Linked DNA regions of Homo sapiens: region 2 is linked to region 1. Evidence: chromatin loops called from intact Hi-C (ENCODE). Cell type or tissue: CD4-positive, alpha-beta T cell. All regions are shown on one strand. Each heading gives the region's core, and the rest is flanking DNA. Links, peaks and the distances in the headings are about the cores only.

Region 1 (15,297 bases), core at 2,882-10,881:
AAAAAAATAGATAGACTGCTAGCCAGGCTAATAAAGAAGAAAAGAGAATCAAATAGACACAATGAAAAATGATAAAGGGGATATCACCACTGATCCCACAGAAATACAAACTACCATCAGAGAATACTAAAAAGACCTCTATGCAAATAAACTAGAAAACTTAGAAGAAATGGATAAGTTCCTGGACCCATACACCCTCCCAAGTCTAAACCAGGAAGAAGTCGAATCCCTGAATAGACCAATAACAAGGTCTGAAATTGAGGCAGTAATTAATAGCCTACCAACCAAAAAAAAAGTCAAGGACCAGACGGATTCACAGCCAGATTCTACAAGAGGTACAAGGAAGAGCTGGTACCATTCCTTCTGAAACTATTCCAATCAATAGAAAAAGAGGGACTCCTCCCTAACTCATTTTATGAGGCCAACATCATCCTGATACCAAAGCCTGGCAGAGACACAACAAAAAAAAGATAATTTTAGGCCAATATTCCTGAAGAACATCAATAGGAAAATCCTCAATAAAATACTGGCACACCGAATACAGCAGCACATCAAAAAGCTTATCCACCACGATCAAGTCAGCTTCATCCTGTGGTTGCAAGGCTGGTTCAACATATGCAAATCAATAAACATAATCCATCACATAAACAGAACCAATGACAAAAAACACATGATTATCTCATTAGATGCAGAAAAGGCCTTCCATAAAATTCAACACCCCTTCATGCTAAAAACTCTCAATAAACTAGGTATTGATGGAACGTATCTCAAAATAATGAGCTATTTATGATAATCCGACAGCCAATATCATACTGAATGGGCAAAAGCTGGAAGCATCCCCTTTGGAAATCGGCACAAGACCAGGATGCCCTCTCTCACCATTCCTATTCAATGTAGTATTGGAAGTTCTGGTCAGGGCAATCAGCCAAGAGAAAGAAATAAAACGTTTTCAAATAGGAAGAGAGGAAGTCAAATTGTCTCTGTTTGCAGATGACATGATTGTATATTTAGAAAACCCCATCGTCTCAGCCCAAAATCTCCTTAAGCTGATAAGCAACTTCAGCAAAGTCTCAGGATATAAAATCAATGTGCAAAAATCACCAATAAACCAAAAATAGACAAACAGAGCCAAATCATGAGTGAACTCCCATTCATAATTGCTACAAAGAGAATAAAATACCTAGGAATACAACTTACAAGGGATGTGAAGGACCTCTTCAAGGAAAACTACAAACCACTGCTCTAGGAAATAAGAGAGGACACAAACAGATGGAAAAACATTCCATGCTCATGGAGAGAAAAAAATCAATATAGTGAAAATGGCCATACTGCCCAAAGTAATTTATAGATATAATGCTATCCCCATCAAGCTACCATTGACTTTCTTCACAGAATCCCCGTCTCTACTAAAAATACAAAAAATTAGCTGGGCATGGTGGCACGCACCTGTAGTCCCAGCTACTTGGGAGGCTGAGGCAGGAGAATCACTTGAACCCAGGAGGCCAAGGTTGCAGTGAGCCAAGATTGTGCCACTACACTCCAGCCTGGGAGTCAGAGTAAGACTCCATCTCCAAAAAAAAAAAAAAGGGGGTAGCTACTCTGTCTGGTTTTCCCTTTTTTTTTTTTTTTTTTTTGCTAGCTTTCAGGTAACATTCTGGCTACCAAAAGAAAAGCAAATACTGAAGCATGTCCAGTCTCTTGCTCTTCTAATATGAACTGGGCTGCATTCACTAGTTTGACAGGTTCAGGTTGCTGCTATTTATCAAATATTTTGTCATATATAGCAAAGAAATCAGGGAGTTATAGTCACTCAGAGATTAAGAGTCAATTCTTATGTAAGGACTTCTAATCCCAACACCAGGTATAACTTAACAAGTTTAGAGAACTTCACTACAGGAAACAGTGAGAAGCAGTAAGAAACAGGAGTAAATTATCTTATATAAGACATGGTGATGAGATTACATATTTGAAAAAAATTTCAAGTGTCAAATACCTTTTTAAAGTCAGTCACAGATATAGATAATAAGAACCAAAAGAAATTTATTTACAAATTTCTTACTTGACCAGTAGTGTCAGCCAAGAAACAGTATACCAGGAAAAATCAACTAACACCCCACTAACAGTCTTTAGACCAGTTCATACAAGGGAATGACCAGAGCAGCTCCTGACTGTTAGACTAGAAAGATGTCCTTCTGCGTATCCTTCAATTGTACAAGAATTTACATTTAACCAAAGGGGTCTGTGCAAGTAGCACCGTGGTACTTGTAGTCTCAATTGAGTCATAGCTTCTAGAGTGCTGTTCCCTGTATACCTTACATAGCTTTTTCACCACTTTTGTTGATTTCTTTGTCAGCTTCTTTCCCTTTTTCTCCTCCTTTGTCAGTTTTGTCTTCTCTGTTGATTCCTTCCTCTTTTTCTTCTCCACTATCAGCTCCTTTCTCTCCTCCATTCTTGGTGTTCTCTTCTTCTCCACTGTCAGCTCTTTTTTCTCCTCCATTGTTGACTCCTTTCTCTCCTTCTTTGTCCTGAACACTGATATAAACAGCTTTGTTATAGCCTTCCCGGTTCCGAGCAATTTCAATGGCAAAGAATTGTATCCTGGGGGCTGAAAAGTGAACAGAATTGATTATCATCCTACTCTCAGCTTATTCCCTAAATCTCTTTTTTTTGAGACAGGGTCTCACTCTGATGACCAGGGCTGGACTGCAGTGGCACAATCACAGCTTACTGCAGCCTCAATTTCCCTGGTTCAAGCAATCCTCCTGCCTCAATCTCCTGAATAGCTGGAACTACAAACACTCACCACTATACCTGGCTAATTTTTTAAACATTTTTGTAGAGATGGGGTCTCCCTATGTTGCCCAGGCTGGTCTCAAAATCCTCAGCTCAAGTGATCCTCCCATGTCAGCCTCCCAAAGTGCTGGTATTACAAGGCATGAGACACTGTGCCTGGCCTGTTCCCTAAATATGCTGGAAATCTACTGACAAAATTGAAATAACATGCAAACCATTCCAGTATAGTCATAAACTTCAGAGATCTTTAATTCCAATCTCATATTAATGAGATTGAAAATACTTAACTATCTTCAAGTTACATAAAAATAGCAACAAGATCTTTAAAGATGAAACAAGATAAGGTGACCTAACTATACACATCACTGATTCATCAGTAAAGCCAGACTGTTCAGTCTCCTTACACAGAAACAATTCCAGAGGGAAGAAACTCACCAAAGATGGTGTTTTCCTCAGTGTAGCCCTGAGAACAATCTAGTCGCAGCAAAGTACCATAGTTGAAGTCTTCAACAATCCCATTAAACTTCAAGCAGAATGGCCTCCACTTCTATAAAGGCAAAAACGATGCTTTAGCTGACAAATGCAAGAGGCTGACGTACTAAGGCCAGGAGAGGGACTTCCATTTTCCCAGTAAGGAAAATAATCATAGTGAGACTGGGATTGAGGTGATTGTTGGTTTCACAGTGAAACTAGCAATGCGTTTCTGTGCTACCTATTGTGTCTTTAGACTGCCATTTCCCAAGATGAACAATATTTTACTCTGAAAAATATATAAATCCTTTACTGCAGAATTAAAATATTATTTCTTAAGTCAATTGTTTTGTTTTGAAGTTATTGGTCAGTTCAGCCCAAAATGGTCATCTATCCCCACTAAAACACAAATGATTTTAATAAAGAAGTCCATTCAGTAGTGACAGTTTTCCAAAGACAAAGATCACTAACTGCCTGCTAGGAGTTAAAAGTGTAGTTTCTTGGCTGGGTGTGGTGGCTCACGCCTGCAATCCCAGCACTTTGAAAGACCGAGGCGGGCGGATCGCTTGAGCTCAGGAGTTTAAGACCAGCCTGGTCAACATGGTGAAACCCTGTCTCTACCAAAAATACAAAATATTAGCTGGGCATGGTAGCATGCACCTGCAGTCCCACCTACTAGGGAGGCTGAAGCAGGAGGACTGTTTGAGCTTGAGAGGCGGAGGTTGCAGTGAGCTGAGATGGCACCACCGCACTCCAGCCTGGGCAACAGAGTGAGACCCTGTATCAAAAAAAAAAAACCAAAAAACAAAAAACAAAACAAAACAAACAAACAAACAAAAACTTTAGATTCTTCATTAGCCAAGGGTTTACTCTCAAGGAAAACATTTTTTTCCTAACTGTAAATGTGTTAGTTTCCTATCAAAGTATAGGATAATCACATAAGCAATGAAAAACAAAAGTTTTCCAGTTACCCATGGCCTGTAATCACATGAACTTAAATCCAGAGAATCAAAACACCTTCCTATACCCTATTTGCCACTCCCCATCCAAGCCTTCTGGCTATACTACCTAAATAAACTGATCCATCCTCCTCTGAAAGGGCTGATGGGTGGAGATTTAAAATGTCCAAGACAAAAAGGAGAAAAAAATAGACTCAACAACATGAAAAGTCCATAAACTGGAAAAACATTCATTTCCTAACTTAGTTGATTACAACTAGAAAAGAAGTTCTGGTTCTTTACATATTTTTCTCAAACAAAAAAAGAGCTTAAATGTAAAAAAACATTCGCAATCAAAAATTGTTGGTTAAATGCTAAGTAATATTTAAGAAAGAGAATTTTTACCTCTTTGGCTGATTCTGACTTGAGTTCTTCTGGGTCCAACACATCTATCCTAAGGGTCTCAAAATTTTTCCGGAACTCAGAGTAAATTTGGTCATCTACTTTGGTGAGTTTCAGGAACTGTGGGTCAACTGATGAAATCAGCTGCGAAACAGTAAGACAACATACAGATGCTAGTCTGTAATTTACTATACTTCTATCTTCCCCATCCCCACCAGAAAACCTTTATGGTTCTCAGGGCAGAAGATCTCTTCAGGAAGTGTCGACAGTCTACATCCTAGATGAAATCATGACACAGTTTAAGGCCATAATATATTATTACAATCCCTTCCACCAATTTGGCAGTTGGCTTACTTAACCACAGTACTGCCTGGCTATTGCCCTCCGTGGATTGTTCATTCATTCAACAAACATTTATTAAGTGCCTACTATGTATGGGCCAGACGCCCTTTTGTCAGTTAGCATTATAACGCTGGGCAAAGCAGCAGAACTCATTGTAGAAACAAATTTGCCTTCGCTCCTCTGTTGTCTGTGGGTAAGAACTTACATTAATAAAAACGATCTCCAAAACACAACTGTTTAACTTGCTGAGAATAGTGATAAGCAGAGCATCATACACTATAATTACATGTTTAATTCTGCTTAATGATGAAGAAAGACAACTCACCTTGTAATAGACTTCAGCATGCTGCATTGCTCTCATGGCCCAAGCCATCTCAATGTCAGGCTGCAAAGGAGTGAAGAATGCCAGGTCATAAATCTCCCCATCCTACTACTGAATAGCAAATTAAGGAAGTATGTGGATGTCTAGTTAATGCTCAAGAGGGCTACCAAACTTGATGTTACTGTCAAATGATAAAAACTGGAGTAATAAATTTGGACAATAATTATTTTGTCTGTATGACAACCAAAAAAAGCTACCTACACAGTATAATGAACACAATGAGCCACCGGCTATCTTTTCCCAGCTGCTAGTGAAAGCTGGGAGACTAAATAAAGCAGGAGATAAATCACCTTCTCAGGATTGAGTTAAATCATTGTAAAACTGAAATAATATACCCATCAATTCCACTGAGTTGTTGGGAGAACAAAGAATCAAAATGAAAATTACTTTTCACTTTTAAGACTGAAGCATGTCATAATCATTTTTGTTTACCAAACAGCCAATTCCCCATACTGTAACACCTAGAAATGAATTAGCACATGAAACAGGTCAAGGTTATAATAAGTCTTACCAAGCACCCCACTGGAGGTTCCACTGGAATCTCCCATTCCAACGAGACCGAGCTATTTCACTGACTCCAGAAAAAGCCATTTGCATTTGTTACCTCCATGCCTTAGACCATGCACTTTTCCCACGTGCCAATCCATGTCCTTTGTCCACCTACACTTTGAGGATACAGGTAAAGCTCCATTTCCTCAGTCAAGTCTTCCACTGCCTTGGCCCCTTAGGGATTTCTCCTTCAGCTAAATTATTTGGATCTTATGGCCTGACCCACTCATTATATGTATCACACTCTTATTTGGGTGTTTTTACTATTCTCACATCCTCTTGTCTTGTTTTGGAAAATACCTCATATACTTTCTCAGTAATTTTCTAAACCAGACACACCATAAGCTGCACAATGGAATCCCTCAGAGACCCTTTAAAAATACTGATTCTTGGCTCTCATTACCCAGACATTCTGATTTAGGTGGTATGAACTGCAATCTAGGCAGCGGGATGTTTAAAAGCTCCCCAGTAATTCTAAAGCGTGGCCAACTTGGGGAACCACTTCCACAGGCGTTAGTCCTGCGTTTGTGGACCAAGATTAAAACGAACTGAACGAAGGTGCAGTTTCTGGTGTAAGTGGAGAGGGTCTGCAGTAGATTATCAGGACGTGAAGTTATAACTTAGTGGCAGGCAGGTCCTGCAGAGATCCCAGGCTAGCTGAGTGGGTGGGAGCTGTGGGTGAGTCATACTCACATCGTTGCCATACGACTCTGCTGGGAGAGAAAGCGCATGTGCCACAGACACCAACTCCCCGGAAACCTAGAAAGGAGGAAAAAGAGTTCAAGGCTCCCCCCAAGGCCGGGCGCGGTGGCTCCCCCCAAGGCCAGTCGCAGTGACTCGTGCCTGTAATCCCAGCACTTTGGGAGGCCGAGGCGGGCGGATCGCCTGAGCCCAGGAGTTTGAGACCAGCCTGGGCAACATGGCGAAACCCCGTCTCTACAAAAAATACAAAAAATGTAGCTGGGCGTGGTGGCACGGGCCTGTAGTCCCAGCTCCTCGGGAGGATGAGGTGGGCGGAAGATCTGAGCGCTGGAGGTCGAGGCTGCAGTAAGCGGTGATCCCACCACTGCACTCCAGCCTGGGCGACTGAGTGACACCTTGTCTCAAAAAAGAAAAAAAAAAGGCTCCACCTGGCTCGACCTCCCCACTCACCCGACCCCAGAACAGCGTCTCACCGGCTCATCAGTTCCACTGGTGGCCGCCATCTTGCAACCCCCGAAAGCGTGGCTCCTTCCGCAGCTGATTGGAAAGCTGAGCCGGATCAGAGTCCTTCTCAACTGGCGGCTCCACCGTGCGCTCTCCCTCCAGCTGAGGAAGTTGCTGGCCCCGCCTTACCCTCCCCGCACAGGCGCAGAGGTGGAGTACTGTTGCGTAGGCTGGACTGCTTGAGAGATCTGAGGTGATTGACTCGTCAGTAATTTTCGGTGGTGATCACGGGAAAAGGTTGTGTTAAAATAGTGCCCCTTTCTTGTCTTCACTGCGCCGTGTGCCCAGCAAAAATTCAAATTTACTCTCCATTCATATGCGCATATACGCACATGCGCATACACATACACACCAGTACCCCAAACCAGGGAGTGATTCACGAAAATGCATGGTGCTAGGGCGCAGAGTGCAGGAATGAAGAATTTAGTCCCTGCCTTGGAACAACTAGATATAGTGAGGGACCGGATACAGTAGTGCTCACAGCATAGCATCGGATGATGTGGGAGCATGAATGGGGGATACCTAAGCTGAATCATGAAGGGGAGCTTAGCCAAGCAGACAGGGAAAGACAGTCCAGGCAGAGGGAATAGCACAAACAAAGCCATTAGTGGCACCTTGCTGGGAATTACAAAAGCAGTATAGCTGAATCCAAAGTGGAGTCATCTATAATCATTTGAGGGAGCACAGGGCCTTTGGTATGCTGAATGTTAAAGAGTAGAGAGTTTACCCTTAGAGCAACAGTAAGCTACTGAAGATTTTTAAGTAGGCCAGCTTCATGGTCAGATTTAACTTTTATGATCACTCTAACACAACATAGAAGATTAATTTGAGGAAGACAAAATTGGAGACAGAGACACCAGTTTGAAGGCAGTGGGTGATGAAAATCTAAACTAAAGCAGTGGCAGTTGAGATGAATTTTGAGAATTAATGGGGCTTAGAATCAATAGAACTTTTTGACTAATTTCATGTAGAGGATAAAGGGGAATTTGGATTCTAGTATGACTCCCAGATTTCAGAATAGGATTTGGGCATAAATATCGTTGAGCAAGGGAACACAGAGGAGAAATGATGAGTTTAATTTGAGAAGTTAAGTTATAAGAGCCTATGGGTCATTCAGATAGAATTGACCAGGCAGAGGGAGATCTGATCAGAGATAAATTTGATAGTTGGTACTTCAGGTTTAGTTGAGCTTTCATAAGAAATCTCTAAAGTACTGTAAAGACATAAAAAGCAGCAGGTCAAGCATTTATGAAGGAAAAAAGGCAGCAAAAAAAAAAAGTTGTCGATTGTCTGTCAAAGAACAAGGCAGAGCCTCACAGAAACCAAAGGATGTAAGAGCTTCTAGAAATAAGTGGTGAGCAGACCCCAGTACTCTCAGTTGAGTATACTAAGCATAAAAATATAGGGAGGTTGACAACCTTAGCAAGAGCAGGTTTAGTGGAATGGTCATTGACAACCTGAACAAGGGCAGAAGTCAGATGGTAGTGGGTTGAAGAGGGAGTGGGAGATAAAGAAGAGATGTTAGTGATCATGGAAAGTTCTTCCAAAACAGGTGCAGCTAGAAAGAAACATGAGGTCTAGGGACTTTAAAAAAAAAATCGGGGTAAAGATCAGATAATATAAAAATTTACCATTTTAATCATTTTTAAGTGTACACTTAGGTAGTGTTAAGTATATTTACATTGTTGTGTGACAGATCTCCAGAACTTTTTCATCTTGCAAAACTGAAACTCTGTATGCATTAAAGAACGATTCTCCACTTTCCTCTCCTTTTGGCCCCTGGTAGCCACCATTCTATTTTCTGTTTCTATGAATTTAACTATGTTAGACACTGCTTATAACTGGAGTTATACAGTATTTTTCTTTTGGGGACTGAATAATGTCCTCAACTTTCATCCACGTTGTAGCATATGACCGGATTTCCTACATTTTTAAAGCTGAATAATATTCCATTAACGCCGGGTGCGGTGACTCATGCCTGTAATACTAACACTTTGGGAGGCTGAAGTAGGCGGATCACTTGAGATCAGGAGTATGAAACCAGCCTGGCTAACACGGTGAAAGCCTGTCTGTACTAAAAATACAAAAAAATTAGCCAGGCATGGTGGCGGGTGCCTGTAATCCCAGCTACTTGGGAGGTTGAGACAGGATAATTGCTTGAACCTGGAAGGCAGAGGTTGCACTGAGCCGAGATCGCGCCACTGCACTCCAGCCTGGGCAACAGAGTGAGATTCTGTCTCAAAAAAAAAAAAAATCCGTTGTATGTAAATACAACATCTTGTTTATCCATTTATTCATCGATAAACACTTGGGTTGCTTTCACCTTCTGGCTATTGTGAATAATGCTGCTATGAACATGAGTGTACAAATATCACTGTGAGAACTTGCTTTCATTTTTTTGGATATTTACCCAGAATTGGGATCACTGGATCATATAATTAATCATATGGTTAATGGGTCTTATTTTTAATGTTTTAGGAAACCCAGGCACTTCAAAAATTATTTTCAGTTTAGAGAAACTTAAGAGTACAGAGTAACTGGCCTTATGCAAAATACCGTCCTGGAGGATGTGCTAGCTCTATCTCCAGAGAAACTTCATGAATGAAGAGAGATAGCAAAAGTAGGAAATTGTGGTGTTCCCTCCAGACACCTTCTGTTTTCTCCATAAAGTGTAAGAGGGCAGCTCAGCACAAGAGGGAATATGTTAAAGTCTTGTCTTTAACAAGTTGCTTGCTCTGAATAGCAACTCAGGGGAGTGGAAGAACCAATCAAACAGGGAGATGGAGGGAAGTTTTTAGGGAACTACTAAAGCTGGAGGACATGGTTTTTCAAAGGCAGCAGTCTCCATGTAATACAGAACTCTGAATGTAAGATAAATCATCCACATGTATGCCGAATGTTAGTAAATGCAGGGGCATTACCAGGAGGTCAGTAGAGTAGCATAGAGGTATAGACTCAAGTTGATGGCCAAATTGGTTCATAATAAATAGACAAGAATAAATCCAAGAGACCCAACTGGTCTTTTACTTGAGGAAGCATTTGAGTAATTTGCTTTATCTAATATTTTGAGGAAATTCATTGCCTTTAAATTTATTTATTTATTTATTTATTTATTTATTTATTTATTTATTTATTTTTGAGACAGTCTCACTTTGTCATCCAGGCTGGAGTGCAGTGGCACGATCTCAGCTCACTGCAACCTCTGCCTCCCAGGTTCAAGTGATTATCCTGCCTCAGCCTCCCGAATAGGTGGGATTACAGGTGCGCACCACCTGTAATAGCTGGGCTATTTTTTTTTTTTATTTTTAGTAGAGACGAGGTTTCACCATGTTGACCAGGCTGGTCTCGAACTCTTGACCTCAAATGATCCACCCACCTCGGCCTCCCAAAGTGCTGGGATAACAAGTGTGAGCCACCACGCCTAGCCTGCCTTTCAATTTAAAAACCCATTAAAATGTGTAATATGTGAATACTTTGTTTTTTAGGGTTATTTTTTATTGTTTTAAATAAGGTAACTAGGCTGGATGTGGTGGCTCAAACCAGTAACCTCGGCAGTTTCGGAGGCTGAGGCAGGCGGTTTGCTTGACTCCAGAAGATTGAGACAAGTCTGGGCAATATGGTGAAACTCCATTTCTACAAAAGAAAAGTTTTAAATTAGCCTGGAGTGTTGGCACATACCTGTAGTCTCAGCTATTAGGGAGGCTGAGGCAGGAGGGTTGCTCGAGGCTGGGAGGCCAAGGCTAGCTACAGTGAGCCACGACCGTGCCACTACACTCTAACCTGGGTGACAGATCAAGATTCTACCTCAAATAAATACATAGATACATATATACATACATAACTATAAAATAAGATAAATACTCACTACTCAACCACTCAGACTTAGATACTTGTAGAGACCAGGAATTGACTCCTCCCAATATTGCAAAAGCCAACTGCTTCTGTATCACAAAACAGCAGGAGATAAAACTGTCACCTGGAGCTTTTCATATTGCCAGGCAAGGAAACCAGCCTAGGCAAAGTTATCAGAATATGTGTTTGCCTTTACCTTATTTCGGATAGACTCAAAATAGTTGGCTGTTAAAACAAAGGAGAGAGGAATCAGTCAAGAACAAAAGGCAGGAAATAAAAAGGGAGGGTTGGTGGACTTTAAGAGCTATATCAGGCCAGGCACAGTGGCTCAGGCTTGTAATCCCAGCACTTTGGGAGGCCGAGGCAGGTGGATCACGAGATCAATAGATTGAGACCATCCTGGCCAACATGGTGAAAGCCCATCTCTACTAATAATAAAAAAAATTAGCCGGGCGTGGTGGCACACACCTGTAGTCCCAGCTACTCAGGAGGCTGTGGCAGGAGAATCGCTTGATCCGGGAAGGTGGAGGTTGCAGTGAGCCAAGATCGCACCACTGCACTCCAGCCTGGTGACAGAGCGAGACTCCGTCTCCAAAAATAAAAATAAAAAATAAAAATAAAAAAAAAAACTACATCAAGAAAAGACCTTTTGGTGTTGAGTAAGAAAACTGGGGATGGAAATCCACTGGTATGATTTCCTCTATTTTTTTGGAAGGACTCCAATGAGTTGTTCTTTAGCTTCCTAGACGGGTAATGGGAATATGCCATCAGTGGAACCAAAAGGCATCACTAATCCTGATTAAAAGGCTAAGGCATCTATAACACAAGGTATCCAAGGAGTGTGGAGAAGGTAAAAATTATAATTGGTAGGAGACAGGGTAGAGGAAGGCAGTGAGTTATCAAACATGAGTTTGTCAGTAGCAAGGTAGTTAGATGAGTACTGCTATTTGCAGTTGGTTAAACCATGTACATACTACCTAAGAAAATGGATTACATGGTCTTGGTGGCTGTCAGACTATATGAGAAAGGCAATTTGAAAAATGTCGAAGCTGGTCATTAAAAGCTGGGAGGACAAATAGGGCTACAGTGAGAAATCATGTAAGTTAGTTTGCTATAAAAATATAAAATCTGGATAATAAAGGTGTTTCTTGTGACAGGTGTGGTTCATGATAATTACAGGAGATGACTCATATCCTCGTATAAGGCTGCTTAATGTGAAAGCAGGATGTTAAAGAGGACATCTCTATTAATCATGTTAACAGGATATGTTCTATGGTCAGGAGAAAGTGCAACGGTGACCTCGGGATGCCTTCCCAGATTAAGTCTTGTCCCAGACACCTTGTAGTAATACAGCTTCAAGATATATAAAGCAAAAATTGAAAAAAGTACAAGCAGAAATAAGCAAAGTCATTAAAAGATATATTTTAACACGTCTCTCAGCAATTGATAGCTCAAACAGCCAATAATTTAATAAGAATTTAGAAGTTTCAAACAACATAATAAAAATACTTGATTTCATGAGTACACAGCCCTAAACCCAACAATTATATACTATGCATTATTTTCAAGCATCCATGAAACAGTTGTAATAATTACATTACAATATGTGGTGAAGTATGTCTCAAAAAGTAACAAAGAGTTAATACCAGGTATGGCTTCTAGCCTAAATTGATGTATGAACTAGGTATAAACTAGCCATACCTGGGATAATGAGCTCAATGAGTTACTGAACATGAATTGAGTAGCAAAATAGGCCATGTAGACACTCTTCAGGGACATGATTCTTATGGTCTGTTTGGCTATTAGACTACAGACAGGAAAGCAAACTTGGTTGGCTTAGAAACCTGTTACCAAAAGCTGGAAGCAAAAAAAAAAAAAAAAAAAAAAACCCTGGGGCTGTAGTCAGAAATATTGTGATAGAGTATTCCATGAGAGGAGAAAACCTGGTTAACAAAATGTAATGGGGAGCAAGTAAAATAAGTTGTTTGTGCCATCTTGCTGAAACTGTTACATGTGAGAATGGTGATCCTGTCCCCGGACTGTTTTGTGGTCAGGAGTAAGTACAATAGTTCTTTGAGATGCCATTCTGGCCAACCTGACACAGTTGTTACAGGAGATGACACAATGTATTGCATCCCTTATGACATGAGGACTCACAAATCCCTGAAGATCTTGTTGTCTTGAGGTGCAGTGGCCATCATGACACGGATGCCATCAATGTCCCTCCCTTTTACATTCACTAGTCTCCATAAACCCCTCTCGGCATTTTGTCATATCCAGAATTTCTTCTCCATCCTTTCTCTTTGTCATTAACAGTAACTTTAGTGCTCCAAAGGGTACTGTAGTAAGATAGTGCTGCCAGGCTGGCCATGAACTACAGGTACTGCTATATTGTAGCTGGTAAACAGATTTGCTTCTCAGGAAGGGAAACTCAAGAAAAACCATCCAGTATCCATAATACCATCTAGTGATAAACTTAGACCTTGAAATCAAGTCCTAATTCTTTTACATACCATTTTAGAACAGGGTCTCATTTAAAAGAATTAAATGAGCACAAAAATACCTAACTGTGGCATTATTCTGAAATCATTCATGTAGTGTGGAACATAATCTAATTAGGAGAGTGGCTCAATTAATGGAAGTTATGCTCTATAGTATAAATGTTTTTGTCCCCTCCAAAACTGACTTTGAAACTTCATCCCCAGAGCAACAGTATTGGGAGTTGTGGCCTTTGGGAGGTGATTGGGGTAGAGCCCTCATGAATGGGATCAGGCAATCTTATAAAAGGGCCTGAAGAGGAAGTTCACCCCTTGTTGCCTTGTCTGTTCCCTTTGCCATGCGACAGACAACACAGAGTTCCTACCCTCAAGAGGATGCAACAACAAAGTATCATTCATAGAAGCAGAGAGGCCAAGCCCTCACCAGCTGGTGCCATGATCCTGGATTTCCAAACCTCCAGAACTGTGATAAATAAACGTCTACTGTCTATAAATTACCTAGTCTGTAGTATTTTGTTAAAGCAGCACAAATGAACTAAGATACTATGATTTTATTTACTGTAATAAGCAGCTGCATGCAGAAACTATGGGCTGCTCCCTCATGCTATCTGCAGCACAACTGAAAAAAAAAAAAAAAAGCCCTGCATGATCCTTGAACACTGTACCAAGGACCATAAGATATTTCAGGCTTCTTGGAGAGCAGAAAGATTTGATGACACATTGAAAGCAGCAATGTCTTATAAATAAATGGAACCTGAAGAATATGAGATGGGCCCAATCAACAGAACTCACAGATAAATTCTACTATCCCTGGGGAAACTGGGAAGCAAAGTTGTCCCTTCAACCTTGTGCATACTTAGGGAGCATGTAGGTTTTGTGCAAGCAGGTTTTGAGGGTACAAAAATTTTATACTTTGAGAAACCGGCAAGAGAGGCCAGTGAGTCAGAGTAGAAAGTATCCTAGAAGGAAGGGCTTCCTTCCTTCCATGGAGATATTTATCTTTCACATCTCACTTACGCTGTCCCTGGTGTTGTAGGAGATTATGTCACAATCAACAGACCAGGCCTCAAAGAGACCTGAGATTGATAAGAGAGGGCTCCCATTATACAGCTGGATGTAATTTCGCCATCCTATCTAAGATGTATTAATATCTTAGTGTAGAGACCATGGTTCATTTTGCAGAGCATTTTAGGGTAGCACAAGAGATGGTATCCACTTTCAGTGTGATACCATCGCTTTACCCTTAGTGGGGCTTGCATTTCATTTAGTTTACATGTTATCTCCTTTGTGTGTTCCTTATTTCTATATATATACTTTAAGTTCTGGGGTACATGTGCAGAACATGAAGGTTTGTTACATAGTTATACGCGTGCCATGGTGGTTTGCTGCACCCATCAACCCATCACATACATTAGGGATTTCTCCTAATGCTCTCTCTCCCCTAGCTCCCTACCCCCCAACAGGCCCCAGTGTGTGATGTTCCCCTCCCTGTGTCCATGTGTACTCATTGTTCAACTCCCATTGATGAGTGAAAACATGCGGTGTTTGGTTTTCTGTTCTTGTGTTAGTTTGCTGAGAATGATGGCTTCCAGCTTCATCCATGTCCCTGCAAAGGACATACACTCATCCTTTTTTATGGCTGCATAGTATTCCATGGTGTATATGTGCCACATTTTCTTTATCCAGTCTATCATTGATGAGCATTTGGGTTGGTTCCAAGTCTTGACTATTGTGAACAGTGCCACAATAAACATACATGTGCATGTGTCTTTATAGTACACTGATTTATAATCCTTTGGGTATATACCCAGTAATGGTATTGCTGGGTCAAATGGTATTTCTAGTTCTAGATCCTTGAGAAATC
Region 2 (15,297 bases), core at 4,339-12,338, 80 kb before region 1:
CACACACACACAGGGAGAGAGGTATCACACAATGGGGCCTCTCAGGGGGTGGGGGATAGGTGAGGAATAGCATTAGGAGAAATACCTGATGTAGATGATGGGTTGACAGGTGCAGCAAACCACCTTGCCATGTGTATACATATGTAACAAACCTACACGTTCTGCAAATATACCCCGGAACTTAAAGTATAATAATAATAATAAAAGAATTAATAGAGGATAATTGCTTGAACCCAGGAGGTGGAGGTTGTGGTGAGCCGAGATTGCGCCACTGAACTCCAGCCTGGGTGACAGAGCAATACTCTGTCAAAAAAAAAAAAAAAAAAAAAAAGAGAGAGAGAGAGAGATTTAAGAGCAAGATGGCCAAATAGGAACAGCTCCGGTCTGCAGCTCCCAGCATGATGGACGCTGATGACAGGTGATTTCTGCATTTCCAACTGAGGTACCTGATTCATCTCATTGGGACACGTTGGACAGTGGGTGCAGCCCACAGAGGGTGAACTGAGGCAAGGCGGGACATCACTTCACCCGGGAAGTGCAAGGGGTTGGGGGATTTCTCTTTTCTAGCCAAGGGAAGTCATGACAGGCTACCTGGAAAAAAGGAGCACTCCTGCCCAAATACTGCACTTTTCCCAAGATCTTCCCATGCCTGGCTTGGCGGTCCCATGCTCACAGAGCCTTGCTCACTGCTGGCACAGCTGTCTGAGATCGATCTGTGAGGCAGCAGCCTGGCTGCGGGAGGGGCATCTGCTATTGCTGAGGCTTGAGTAGGTAAACAAAGCTGCCAGGAAGCTAGAACTGGGCAGAGCCCACTGCAGCCTACTGCCTCTAGATTTCACCTCTGTGAGCAGGGCATAGCTGAACAAAAGGCATCAGACAACTTCTGCAGACTTAAATGTCCCTGTCTGACAGCTCTGAAGAAGACAGTGGTTCTCCCAGCACAGCGTTTGAGCTCTGAGAACGGACAGACAGCCTGCTGAAGTGGGTCGCTTAACTCTGTGTAGCCTAACTGAAAAACACCTCCCAGTAGGGGCTGACAGACACCTCATATAGGCAGCTGCCACTCTGGGACGAAGCTTCCAGAGGAAGGATCAGGTAGCAATATTTGCCATTCTGCAATATTTGCTGTTCCGCAGCCTCCGCTGGTGATACCCAGGCAAACAGGGTCTGGAGTGGAACTCCAGCAAACTCCAACAGACCTGCAGCTGAGGGACCTGACTTCTAGAAGGAAAACTAACAAACAGAAAGGAATAGCATCAACATCAACAAAAAGGTCATCTACACCAAAACCCCATCTGCAGGTCACCAACACCAAAGACCAAAGGTAGATAAAACCACAAAGATGGGGACAAACCAGAGCAGAAAAGCTGAAAATTCTAAAAACCAGAGTGCCTGTTCTCCTCCAAAAGATCGCAGCTCCTCGCCAGCAATGGAACAAAGCTGGACAGAGAATGACTTTGATTAGGTGACAAAAGTAGACTTCAGAAGGTCGGTAATAACAAACTTCTGCGAGCTAAAGGAGGATGTTTGAAACCATTGCAAGGAAGCTAAAAGCCTTGAAAAAAGGTTAGATGAATGGCTAACTAGAATATCCAGTGTAGAGAAGACCTTAAATGACCTAATGGAACTGAAAACCATGGCATGGGAACTTTGTGAGGCATGCACAAGCTTCAATAGCCAATTCGATCAGGTGGAAGAAAGGGTATCAGTGATTGAAGATCAAATTAACGAAATAAAGTGAGAAGACAAGGTTAGAGAAAAAAGAGTAAACAAACAAAGCCTCCAAGAAATATGGGACTAAGTGAAAAGACCAAATCTACATTTGATTGGTCTACCTGAAAGTGCTGGGAAGAATGGAGCCAAGTTGGAAAACACTCTTCAGGATATTATCCAGGTGAACTTCCCCAACATAGCGAGGCAGGCCAACATTCAAATTCAGTAAATACAGAGTGTTCTGTATTTAAATGTGTCCAAGAAATTCTGGTACGTTGTGTCTTCATTCTCTTTGGTTTCAAAGAACACCTTTATTTCTGCCTTCATTTCATTATTTACCCAGTAGTTATCAGGAGCAAGTTGTTCAGTTTCCATGTAGTTGTGCAGTTTTGACTGAGTTTATTAATACACCATAAAGATACTCCTCAAGAAGAGCAACCCCAAGACACATAATGGTCAGATACACCAAGGTTGAAATGAAGGAAAAAGTGTTAAGAGCAACCAGAGAGAAAGGTCGAGTTACACACAAAGGGAAGCCCATCAGACTATCAGCAGATCTATTGGCCGAAACCCTACAAGCAAGAAGACAGTGGAAGCCAACATTCAACATTCTTAAAGAAAATAATTTTCAAACCAGAATTTCATATCCAGCCAAACTAAGCTTCATAAGTGAAGAAGAAATAAAATCCTTTACAGAGAAGCAAATGCTGAGAGATTTTGTCACCACCAGGCCTGCCCTACAAGAGATCCTGAAGGAAGTACTAAACACAGAAAGGAACAACCGGTACCAGCCACTCCAAAACATGCCAAATTGTAAAGACCATTGATGCTAGGAAGAAACTGCATCAATTAACAGGCAAAATAACCAGCGAACATCATAATGACACAATCAAATTCACACATAACAATATTAACCTTAAATGTAAATGGGCTAAAAGTTCCAATTAAAAGACACAGACTAGCAAATTGGATAAAGAGTCAAGACCCATCAGTGTGATGTATTCAGGAGACCCATCTCAACTGCAAAGGCACACATAGGCTCAAAATAAAGGGATGGAGGAAGATCTACCAAGCAAATGGAAAGCAAAAAATAAAGCAAGGGTTGCAATCCTAGTCTCTGATAAAACAGACGTTAAACCAACAAAGATCAACAGAGACAAAGAAGGACATTACATAATGGTAAAGAAATCAATTCAACAGGAAGAGCTAACTATCCTAAATATATATGCACCCAATACAGGAGCACCCAGATTCATAAAGCAAGTCCTTAGAGACCTACAAGGAGACGTAGACTCCCACACAATAATAACGGGAAACTTTAACACCCCACTGTCAACATTAGAAAGATAAACAAGACAGAAGGTTAACAAGGATATCCAGGACCTGAACTCAGCTCTGCAACAAGCAGACCTAATAGACATCTACAGAACTCTCCACCCCAAATCAACAGAATATACATTCTTCTCAGCACCATATCACACTTACTGTAAAATTAACCACATAATTGGAAGTAAAGTACTCCTCAGCAAATGTAAAAGAACAGAAATCACAACAAACAGTCTCCCAGACCACAGTGCAATCAAATTAGAACTCAGGATTAATAAACTCAGTCAAAACTGCACAACTACATGGAAACTGAACAACTTGCTCCTGATAACTACTGGGTAAATAATGAAATGAAGGCAGAAATAAAGGTGTTCTTTGAAACCGAAGAGAATGAAGACACAACATACCAGAATTTCTTGGACACATTTAAAGCAGTGTGTAGAGGGAAATTTATAGCACTAAAGGGCCACAAGAGAAAGCAGAAAAGATCTAAAATTGACACCCTAACATCAAAATTAAAAGAACTAGAGAATCAAGAGCAAACATATTCAAAAGCTAGCAGAAGGCAAGAAATAACTAAAAGCAGAGCAGAACTGAAAGAGATAGAGACACAAAAATCTCTTCAAAAAATCAATGAATCCAGGAGCTGGTTTTTTGAAAAGATCAACAAAATTGGTAGACCGCTAGCAAGACTAATAAAAAAGAAAAGAGAGAAGAATCAAACAGATGCAATAAAAAATGATAAAGGGAATATCACCACCGATGCCACAGAAATACAAACTACCTTCAGAGAATACTATAAACACCTCTATGCAAATAAACTAGAAAATCTAGAAGAAATGGATAAATTCCTCGACACGTACACCCTATCAAGACTAAACCAGGAAGAAGTTGAATCCCTGAATAGACAAATAACAGGCTCTGAAATTGAGGCAATAATTAATAGCCTACCAACAAAAAAAAGCATGCACAATTCTACCAAGGTACAAACAGGAGCTGGTAGCTTTCCTTCTGAAACTAGTCCAATCAATAGAAAAAGAGGGAATCTTCCCTAACTCATTTTATGAGGCCAGCATCATCCTGAGACCAAAGACTGGCAGAGACACAACAAAAAAAGAGAATTTTAGACCAGTATCCCTGATGAACATCTATGCGAAAAACCTCAATAAAATACTGGCAAACCAAATCCAGCAGCACATCAAAAACTTATCCACCATGATCAAGTCGGCTTCATCCCTGGCATGCAATACTGGTTCAACATACCCAAATCAATAAACGTAAATCATCAGAAAACAGAACCAATGACAAAAACCACATGATTATCTCAGTAAATGCAGAAAAGACCTTCAACAAAATTCAACAGCCCTTCATGCTAAAAACTATCAATAAACTAGGTTTTGATGGAACGTATCTTAAAATAATAAGAGCTATTTATGACAAACCTACAGCCAATATCATACTGAATGGGCAAAAACTGGAAGGATTCCCTTTGAAAACTGGCACAAGACAATGATGCCCTCTCTCACCACTCCTATTGAACATAGTATTGGAAGTTCTCGCCAGGTCAATCAGGCAAGAGAAAGAAATAAAGGGTATTCAATTAGGAAAAGAGGAAGTCAAATTGTCTCTGTTTGCAGATGACATGATTGTATATTTAGAAAACCCCATCGTCTCAGCCCAAAATCTCCTTAATTGAAGCTGATAAGCAGCTTCAGCAAAGTGTCAGGATAGAAAATCAATGTGCAAAAATCACAAGCATTCCTATACACAATTAACCAACAAACAGAGAGTCAAATAATCAGTGAACTCCCATTCACGTTAGCTACAAAGAGAATAAAATACCTGGGAATTCAACTTACAAGAAATGTGAAGGACCTCTTCAAGGAGAACTACAAACCACTGCTCAACGAAATAAAAGAGGACACAAACAAATGGAAGAACATTCCATGCTCATGGATAGGAAGAATCAATATTGTGAAAATGGATATACTGCTCAAAGTAATTTATGGATTCAATGCCATCCCCATCAAGCTACCAATGACTTTCTTTACAGAATTGGAAAAAACTACTTTAAAGTTCATATGGATCCAAAAAAGAGCCTGCATTGCCAAGTCAATCCTAAGCCAAAAGAACAAAGCTGGAGGCATCACACTAGCTGACTTCAACCTACACTAAAAGGTTACAGTAACCAAAACAGGATGATACTTGTACCAAAATAGAGATATAGACCAATGGAACAGAGCAGAGCCCTCAGAAATAATACCACACATCTACAACCATCGGATCTTTTACAAACTTGACAAAAACAAGAAATTGGGAAAGGATTCCCTATTTAATAAATGGTGCTGGGAAAACTGGCTAGCCATATGTAGAAAGCTGAAACTGGATCCCTTCCTTACACCTTATACAAAAATTAATTCAAGATGGATTAAAGACTTAAATGTTAGACCTAAAACCATAAAAACCCTAGAAGAAAACCTAGGCAATACCATTCAGGACATAGGCATGGGCAAGGACTTCATGTCTAAAACACCAAAAGCAAGAGCAACAAAAGACAAAATTGACAAATGGGATCTAATTAAACTAAAGAGCTTCTGCACAGCAAAAGAAACTACCATCAGAGTGAACAGGCAACATACAGAAATGAGAGAAAATTTTTGCAATCTACCCATCTGACAAAAGGCTAATATCCAGAATCTACAAAGAACTCAAACAAATTTACAAGAAAAAAAACAAACAACCCCATCAAAAAGTGAGCAAAGGAAATGAACAGACACTTCTCTAAAGAAGACATCTATGCAGCCAACAGACATGAGAAAATACTCATCATCACTGGTCATCAGAGAAATGCAAATCAAAACCACAATGAGATACCATCTCACGCCAGTTAGAATAGCAATCATTAAAAAGTCAGGAAGCAACAGATGCTGGAGAGGATGTGGAGAAATAGGAATGCTTTTACACTGCTGGTGGGAGTGTAAATTTGTTCAACCATTGTGGAAGACAGTGTGGTGATTCCTCAAGGATTTAGAACTAGAATTACCATTTGACCCAGCAATCCCATTACTGCGTATATACCCAAAGGATTATAAGTCATGCTACTATAAAGACACATGCAAACATATGTTTATTGCAGCACTATTCACAATAGCAAAGACTTGGAACCAACCCAAATGTCCATCAATGATAGACTGAATTAAGAAAATGTGGCACATATACACCATGGAATACTATGCAGCCATAGAAAAGGATGGGTTCATGTCCTTTGCAGGGACATGGATGAAGCTGGGAACCATCATTCTGAGCAAACTATCGCAAGGACAGAAAACGAAACACCACATGTTCTCACTCATAGGTGGGAATTGAATCATGAGATCACTTGGACACAGGGTGGGGAACATCACACACTGAGGCCTGTCGTGGGGTGGGTGGCTGGGGGAGGAACAGCATTAGGAGAAATACCTAATGTAAATGACGAGTTGATGGGTGCAGCGAACCAACATGGCAACTATATACCTATGTATCAAACCTGCACGTTGTGCACATGTACCCTAGAACTTAAGGTACAAAAAAAAGAAAAAATAAGAATATTGTTAAAATATCAATACTACTGAAAGCAATCTATAGATTCAATTTAATCATTATCAAAATACCAATTACATTTTTCACAAATTTAGAAAAAGTAATTCTAAAATTCTTACAGTATCACAAAAGATGTCAAATCGCTATAGCAATCTTGAGCATAAAGTACGAAGTTGGCTCGGGCATGTCTAAAATGTCATCTGGAAGCTAGGGCCTGGAACAGTGCCCCACAACTCTGAGAAGTGCCCTATGCTGCTTTGGCTTAGCTGGCATTTAAGATGCAAGACAAACTTCTCACCACTCTTTTCTCTCCTCCCTACAACTGGAAGAATGGGGTCTCTTTTGGACCCATGCTTTGCAGCCTAGTTTCAGGGGATGGGTGATGCCAGCACTCTGTTAGTTGCCCCAGCTGGTGTCTCAGTAGGTTGCATGCCCCACTAGTCTACTCTCTCTGGGCCTAGTCCAGTACTAGTACTCATCTAAGAGTTGCAGGCCTTGTGGCCTAGACTGCCTTTCTCCTATGTTACATAAATAACCTGTTAATCTGCATAATAGATTATGTAAATAGCCTATTAACCTATTAATCTATGAATGAGCTGGGAATCCAGCATCTAGTTCAAACACTAAATTTCCTTGCAGGCAGAGGGTATGAAGTGTCCAAGTGTCCAAGTGTCCAAGTCACAACTACTAAGACAAGAGGTTAAATACCCAGAGGGTATGAAGTGTCCAACTATCCAAGTCACAACTACTAAGACAAGAGGTCCAATGCCTGGGGATAATCCTGACCTGTGGAGATCCTAAATTCTCCCCAGAATGAATATAGGTCATCCTTAAAATACCTACCCCAACCACCCAAAAGCTACTTCAGGCCTTTCTGGGAATCACAGGATATTGCAGACTTTGGATACCGGGGTATGATAGAATTGTTAAGTCCTTAATCAGACTTAAAAAAAATGACTAATAGAAACTCGCTTTTCTGGGGAAAATATCAGGAGCAAGCTTTTAGGCAGCTAAAAACTGCCCTCTCACAAGTTCTAGCCCTTGGACCACCCATACTAACCAAACCATTTCAGCTTTTTGTTACTGAAAGACAAGTTGTAGCCTTAGGAGTCCTAATTCAAACCATAGGGCTAATCAAATCTCCAGTAGGTACCTTTTCAACGAACCTAGACCCAGTTGCATGAGGGTGACCACACTGCCTCAAGATAGTGAGTGCAGCAGGGCTCCTATACTAGGAGGCCCTCAAAATCACCATGGGACAGTTAATCCAGATCCTGCCATCACACCATACAGGCCCCTTATTGAACATAAAAGGGCCACAATGGTTCACTGACAACAAACTGTTGAAGTACCAGGGCCTGTTACTAGAAAACCCACAGGTAACAGTTTAGCGGTACTCCATCCTCAACTCAGCCAACCTTACTTCCACTACCAGGAAACAATAACCTGGCACATTTATGCTGTGAAATACTTAACCAAATTTATGCCAGCTTGGAGGACTTAGAGGATCAGCTTCTGGACAATCCAAACAAAATATGATTTTCAGATGGGAGTAGTTTTATCTGGAATAGAGCTAGACATGCAGGGTACTTTATAGTGTCCCTTTCCCAAGTCATAGAGATAAAAGCTCTGTCCCGTGGGGACCTCAGCACAACTAGTGGAACTCATCACGTTGACAAGGGCAGTACAGATCCCAAATCTTAGATCTACTAGATGCTGTTCACTTGACCCAGGAGGTGGCAGTAGTACCCTGTGAGAGACACCAGAGGGGCTCCAATGAAACTGCACAAGAAAATAGGATGACCAACCCCAAACTAAAGAGGCAGCTGTCTCAAAGGATACTTACCTGGGGCCTTACTCCCATTGCTCCCCACTGAATTATCCCCTCTCCAATACACTCAGGAAGAAATAAATTGAACCACCCAACGTAGGTATCAAAAAGAAACCAATAAATGGTACAAACTTGGGGAACTTCTCCATCTACCAAGGGCCTCCCAAGGGTAGAAGGTCATCACGAGTTCACACAACTCCTGCCACGTTGAAAAGGACAATCTACGGCAAATATGTAAATTAATGTTTAGTAGTGTATTATTCCATTCTTGCATTGCTGTGAAGAAATGCCTGAGACTGGGTAATTTATAAAGAAAAGAGGTTTAATTGTCTCATACTTCTACAGGCTGTACAAAAAGGCTAGCTACCTTTCACAAGAACACCACCAAGAGGATGATGCTAAACAATTCATGAAGGATCCACCCCCATAATTCAACAACCTCCCACCAGGCCTCATCTGCAACAATTTGACATGATATTTGGTTAAGACACAGATCCAAACTATATCAAGTAGATAGGAAGAGAATAAACAAAACTATTCAACATGTTTGTCAACCTTTCAACTTGTGCATCATAAGTAATCCCCAAAGAGGGAAGCCCCCAAGTCCAACCCAAAGGACAGGTACATACCCTGGGGAGGACTGGCAGTTGCACTATACTCAGCTCACCACATGCTGCGGGCATAAGTACTTCTTGGTCTGTGTAGACACCTTCACAGGATGGGTACAGGCCTATCCCACAAGGACTGAAAAGACACAAGAGGCAGCTAATTCCTCCTAAGGGAACTCATTCCCCAATTCAGGCTTCCTAGGTCACCGCAAATAGACGATGGTCCATCCTTAATTTCCCAAACGAATCAGCAGGTCAGTTCTGCCTAGGCATAAAAGGGTACCTTCACTTTGCCTGGAGACCACCATCTTCAGGGAACCTGAAAAGAACTAGCTAAACCCTCAAACACATCCTCAATAAACTCTGTCAGGAAACAGTACAGACATGGGTGGACCTCTTACCTTTAGTTCTCCTTCAGATTTGTGTTGCCTCTCAGACCCCTTTGCAATTAAGCCCCTTCAAGGCCTTATATGTTAGGCCATTCCTGTATTCTGACTTACTGCTAGATGAAGAAACTGCTAAAATCAACCAGTATGTCTCTTTTCTAGCAGACCTCCATCAAGCCCTCCAGGAATATGGGTTAAAAACAAACACAAAATTAGAAGAGAAAAAATCTCCACCTCTATATCCTCCAAACTCACTGGTTCTCCTCAAAGCTTGGAAGAATAGAACCCCAAATTCCCAACTAACTCCAGTCAAAGAGAGACCCTTTACTGTTGCATTTTCTATTTCTACCCTCACGGCCATTAAAGTAACAGAGATTAGCAGCTGGATACACTACACCTGAGTGAAGTATTGGAAAGGCCCTTAAACACTGGAACTGAATCCAACGACTTCAACTCCAGAATACATTGTGAACAATTGAAGGATCTGAAATTCCTCTTTAGATGGAAAGATAACCAATGCCTCCGCAGATCCTTTCACCTCAAAGTAATATAATTCCAATATTAGGAATACTGTTTGCAATAGCATCACTTATTCACCTTATTTTAACCCTAACCTGTATGCCCCCCCAAAGTCCCAAGAGAAACTACTTTGTTGCTAATTTTTCTTCACCTTAACTTACTTTCGGGCAATTCCCTTTACAACTTGATTTGTTACTAATTTCTCTTTTTCACAATCTCATTATGGCACCATGGGCCCACTCCTGCTAATTCTCATTTTCACCTCTTTACTAGCAGCACAGTACCATCTTGATTTTTCTTAATTGGAAAAAGCACTACAGTTGCTTCAAAGCACAGAATTTCCTTACTCCAACAACTGCTGGTTATGCACTAGCTCTTCTTCTAAAACACCAGAGATAACTTATCCTGTGTCGCCCAGAGATTGGATGAGAATAGAGGCAGAACTACACATTTTGTATCAATGGCATCGTAATCTAAAAGGAATAATCAGGTCTTCAAATAGGCTTCTTACAAAAGTAAAGCAAGATTTCCCTGATACCTGTGAGAAGTCTCCCATTTTTGAGCCCCTCTTTACTAATATCACCTTAGTGGGGACAGCCCCTATTTGTGTCATAATCAAAAAGGAAAATGGAATGGATGTAAGTGCTCTTCCCAGTACAGTCTATAATGTCACTATCACCATAGACTCTAGCCAACAGATCTACCAAACATACCCCCACAGCCAGGTCCAACATCAACCAGTATTTCCCAAACCTCCAAGTATTACCTTTCCTCAAGGGACACTGCAAGATAAATCCACTCAGTTTTGTCGAGAATGCCCAAACACATGCAGTACTCAAAATTTCTGGTTCCATCCTACTGATTACACCCATGTATGCAAATTGCCAATCTCAGTGCTACAGAAGAAAGGGTTCTATTGGAACAAACTCAAAATTCTCTTTTTTGGGAGAATAGAAACAAGGGAGCTAATCAGAGCCACACCTCATGCACCCAAATCTTGGCGGTCATGACCATATCCACCATCAATCTGAGCAAGTCAGCAACCTCAGGATTTTCTATACCTACTTTTACCCCCTTATTTGGTTTTGACATCTCTATTTGTCTTAAAACCTGAGAAGTCTTTCATATTGTTGGTCATTCAGTTCACCAATGCCTCCCCACTGAATGAACTGGAACTTATACTATATGCTATGTATCCCTGGACATCTTCATAGCTCCTGGAAATCACTCCCTTCCAATACCAATCCATGGGCATTCCATCTTGCCCAGGTTGAGGAGGGCTATCCAATTAATTCCACTTCTTGTGGGACTCGACATCAGAGCCAGTACAGGAGCAGAAATTGCTGGAGTCACACATGCCTCCTAAACCTATAGCCAACTCTCAACAGAAATAGCCAACAGTATTGATGCCATGGCTAAAACCTTAGCAGCCATGCAAGAAAAAATTGACTCTTTCACAGCCATGGTCCTCTAGAAATGCCAAGAGCCATATATGTTAATGGTAGCACAGGGAAGAATTTGTTTAACCTTAGATGAAAAATGTTGTTTCTGGGTAAATCAATTAGGAAAAATGCAAGACAGCATCAGACAACTCAAAAATCAAGCCTCCCATTTATGAGAACAATTTATGAGAAATTAAGAAGGAACCTGAAATGGTTTTTCTGGACTTTTCCCTTTTTAGGCCATCTTTTCATTCTATTACTTTTGCTCCTTTTTGGTCCATATCTTCTCAATCTAATAACCCAATTTTTCTCCTCTTGCATTCAAGCTGTCAAGCTCCAGAAGATCATCAGTGAAGGATAAGTAAAGGATACTGTCCTCTCAATACTCACGAGTCAGCCTTCTATAGGGGACCACTGGATTGCCCATCAGCGGAATATGACAGAGGCAAAACCCTACCTGTGTTCATTGAACCTGGTTGGGCACCACTGTTGCTGGCCTATGGAGCCACCCTTCCCTGACAACTAGCAAGAGTCTGAGACCCATGGGCCAAACACTGCCCCTCTGTCAGCAAGAAGCAGTTACAGAAGACTGACCTTCACCCATTATCCCAAAGAATTGGGTCTCAGACTTTTGAAGGCAGAATGTTAGAGTAGGTAGTTATACAGATATGAGCAGAGTGGGAGAGGGCCCTGCCAAAATGGCAGGCACTCACTGGCTGATAACCGGGTGATTATACAACTTCTTCTTCTAGGATAATAAGTGAGGGCCCTAGAAATGTAGGCACTCATTAGATGATGGTTAGGCAATCATAAAACTGTTTCTCTGAAATGATAAGTGGCCACGACTGGCACTAAGCGGTAGAGAAGTTCCCAAAGGATAGGAGATATCTGGAGCCAGCAAACCACAATTCCTTGATAAGGTCTTAAATATGCACAGTAGGGGGCAAAATGACCAAGTTTGACTGGTATATGGCCTTCCTCTGGGGGCACTCGATCAGTAAAAGAAATGCCCCAAGTGAGCATGGGCACAACCTCAGTAAACACACTGCACATGTGGCCCCTCGAAAGTGATGACAGGTCACTGTTCATGAATCAAAGAAATATCCCAGCCCAAGGGAGGGATAAATCAAGGGAATAGAAAAGAAAACCTGGAACCAATACAGGATATAAAAATCCCAAGCCACAGACTGAGCATGGCACTTGATCTCTCAAGTTCCTCTCTTGGCCATCTTCCAAATGTACTTTGCTTCTTTTAACAAAACTCTGCCTCTGCTTTAAAATTTGCCTCCATCTCTCAGTTGAACTCTTTTTTCTAAGAAGACAAGGGCTGGAATTGCTGTGGAAATGCCACCAGTTGCAGACCCATCGCTGGTAACACACCCAACACTGAAGCACCCAGATATGTGAAAATCGAGCAAGATATAATTAGAGCTAAAGAGAAATATAGAGTCCAATACAATAATACAATAATAGTTAGAGACTTCAATGCCTCACTTTCAGCACTGGACAGATCTTTCAGACAAAAAAATGTACAAAGAAATATCAGACTTCATTTGAACTATAGAACAAATGGATCTAATGATTTACAGATATTTCATGCAATGGCTACAAAATACACATTCTTTGCCTCAACACATTAATCATTCTCAAGGATAGACCATATGTTAGGTTATAAAACAAGTCTTAAAACATTTTAAAAAAGTGAAATAATATTAAGCATATTCTCTGACCACAACGGAATAAAACTAGAAATTAATAAGAAGAGCAACTTTGAAAACTATGAAAATACATAAAAATTAAACAATATGCTCCTGAATTACCAGGGCATCAATGAGGGAATTTAGAAAAAAAAATGAAAAAATTATTAAAGGAAATGATAATGGAAATAAAACATACCAAAATCTATGGGATACAGCAAAAGTTGTATTAAGATGAAAATTTATAGCTATAAGTGGCAACATCAAAAAAAGAAAAACTTCAAAGTAGCAATTTAGTGATACATCTTAAAGAACTAGAAAAGCAAGAGCAAACAAAATATGAAGTTAGTAGAAGAAAAGAAATAATAAATATCAGAGCAGAAATAAATAAAATTAAATGAAAAAATACAAAACATCAATGAAACAAAAAGTTTGTTTTTTTAAAAAGCTAAACAAAATTGAAAAATCTTTAGCCAGATTAACAAAGAAAAAAAGAAAGAAGATCCAAGTAAATAAAATCAGACATGAAAAAGGAGACATTACAGCAGATACTGCAGAAATTCAAAAATCACTAGTGGCTACTATGAACCAATCATTAGTGGCTACTATAAGCCAATAAATTTGAAAACCTAGAAGAAATTGACAAATTTCTAGACACATACAACATACCTAGATTGAACAAGAAAGAAATCCAAAACCTGAAAAGACCAACAACAAGTAACAAGATCGAAGCCATAATAATAAGTTTTTGAGTAAAGAGAAGCCCAGGACCAAATGACTTAACTGCTGAATTCTACCAAACATTTAAAGAACTAATACCAATTGTACTCAAACCATTCCAAGAAATAGAGGAGAGAATACTTCCAAACTCATTCTATAAGCCAATGTTATCCTGATACAAAAACCAAAGACACATGGAATAAAGGAAATTACAGGCCAATATCACTGATGAATATTGATGCAAAAATCTTCAACAAAATATGAGCAAGTGGAATTCAAAATACGTTAGTTAGATTATCACTGGGAAGAGGGATTTATTCTCAGGATGTCAGAACGGTTCAACATATGCAAATCAATGTAATACATCATATCAAATGAAGGATAAAACCATATGATCATTTTAATTGATGCTGAAAAACCATTTGATAAAATCAAATGCCCTTTTATAATAAAAACCCTAAAAAAACTTGGTATAGAAGGAATATACTTCAACGTAATAAAAGGCATATATGACAGACCCACAGTTAGTGTTATCCTGAATGGGGAAAAACTGAAAGCCTTTCCTCTAAGATCTGGAACACAAGGATGCCCACTTGCACCACTGTTATTCAAAATAGTATTGAAAGTTCAAGCTGCAAAATCAGACAAGAGAATGAAATGAAAGGTATCCAAATTGAAAGGAAAGGAGTCATATTTTCCTTATTTGCAAAAGATATAATCTTATATTTGAAAAAACCTAAAGACTCAACAAAAAACTATTAGGACTGATAATTTCAGTTAAGTTAGAGGATACAAAACTAATTTACAAAAATCAGTAGCATTTCTATAGTCCAACAGTGAACAATCTGAAACACAAATTTAAAAACTACACAATAGAATACTATGCATCCATAAAGACGATGGCAATCCTGTTATTTGCGACAATGTGGATGAACTGGAGGGCATTATCTTAAATCAAATAAGCCAAATACAGAAAGAAAAATACTACATGATCTTATTCATATGTGGAATCTTAAAAAGTTGAGAGTAGAATGGTGGTTACCAAAGGCAGGGGTATTTAGCAGGGAGTGGGAATTTGAGAGATGGTGGCCAAAGAATGCGTAGCTATAGTTACATAAAAGAAATAAGTTCAAGAGATCTACTGTGCAACGTGGTCACTATAGTGGTGATGATATATTGTATTTTTAAAAAACACACAAGAATTGAATGTTAAGGGATCTCACCACAAAAATTTTGACTATGTGAGGTGATGCATTTGTCGATTGCCTGGATTTAACCATTTTACAGTATATGTATATACTTAAATGTCATGCTGCACATAATAAATACATACAAATTAATCTGTCAATTTAAATAAATGCATAAAAATGTTGAGAACCTTAAATAATAATAAGCCTTCTCATATATTGAGACAAGATTCTGGAAGAGAGTAAGGGGAAAACAGATATAACTAGGGAGTTTAACTTTGAATTG

What was found. Peaks named below come from ENCODE experiments on the same cell type or tissue, not always from the same donor. Only the 100,000 strongest peaks of a DNase experiment are listed, where the experiment ranks them.
Region 2: a loop joins it to region 1, with 3 times the contacts of the local background. A loop is called at or near these places in 19 of 110 quality-filtered maps.

What each region holds. Positions count from the first base shown.
Region 1 is chrX:76,164,924-76,180,220 of GRCh38, reverse strand. PBDC1 (polysaccharide biosynthesis domain containing 1) reads right to left here and starts at 7,159. Exons shown (of 6, transcript NM_016500.5): 1 at 7,053-7,159; 2 at 6,571-6,636; 3 at 5,272-5,331; 4 at 4,608-4,748; 5 at 3,229-3,340; 6 at 1,907-2,605. The coding sequence starts at 7,082. The coding sequence ends at 2,313. RefSeq lists enhancers at 6,777-7,076, 6,290-7,147. In CD4-positive, alpha-beta T cell, for the core only: no CTCF peak of the experiment used is centred there; DNase peaks (open chromatin) are centred at 6,590 and 7,180; H3K4me3 peaks cover 2,027 bases; H3K27ac peaks cover 2,386 bases.
Region 2 is chrX:76,246,695-76,261,991 of GRCh38, reverse strand. It overlaps the pseudogene LOC100533728. Among named protein-coding and RNA genes, the nearest start is that of PBDC1, 81 kb to the right of the region's middle. In CD4-positive, alpha-beta T cell, for the core only: a CTCF peak has its summit at 8,316 (motif pointing right); a DNase peak (open chromatin) is centred at 8,361.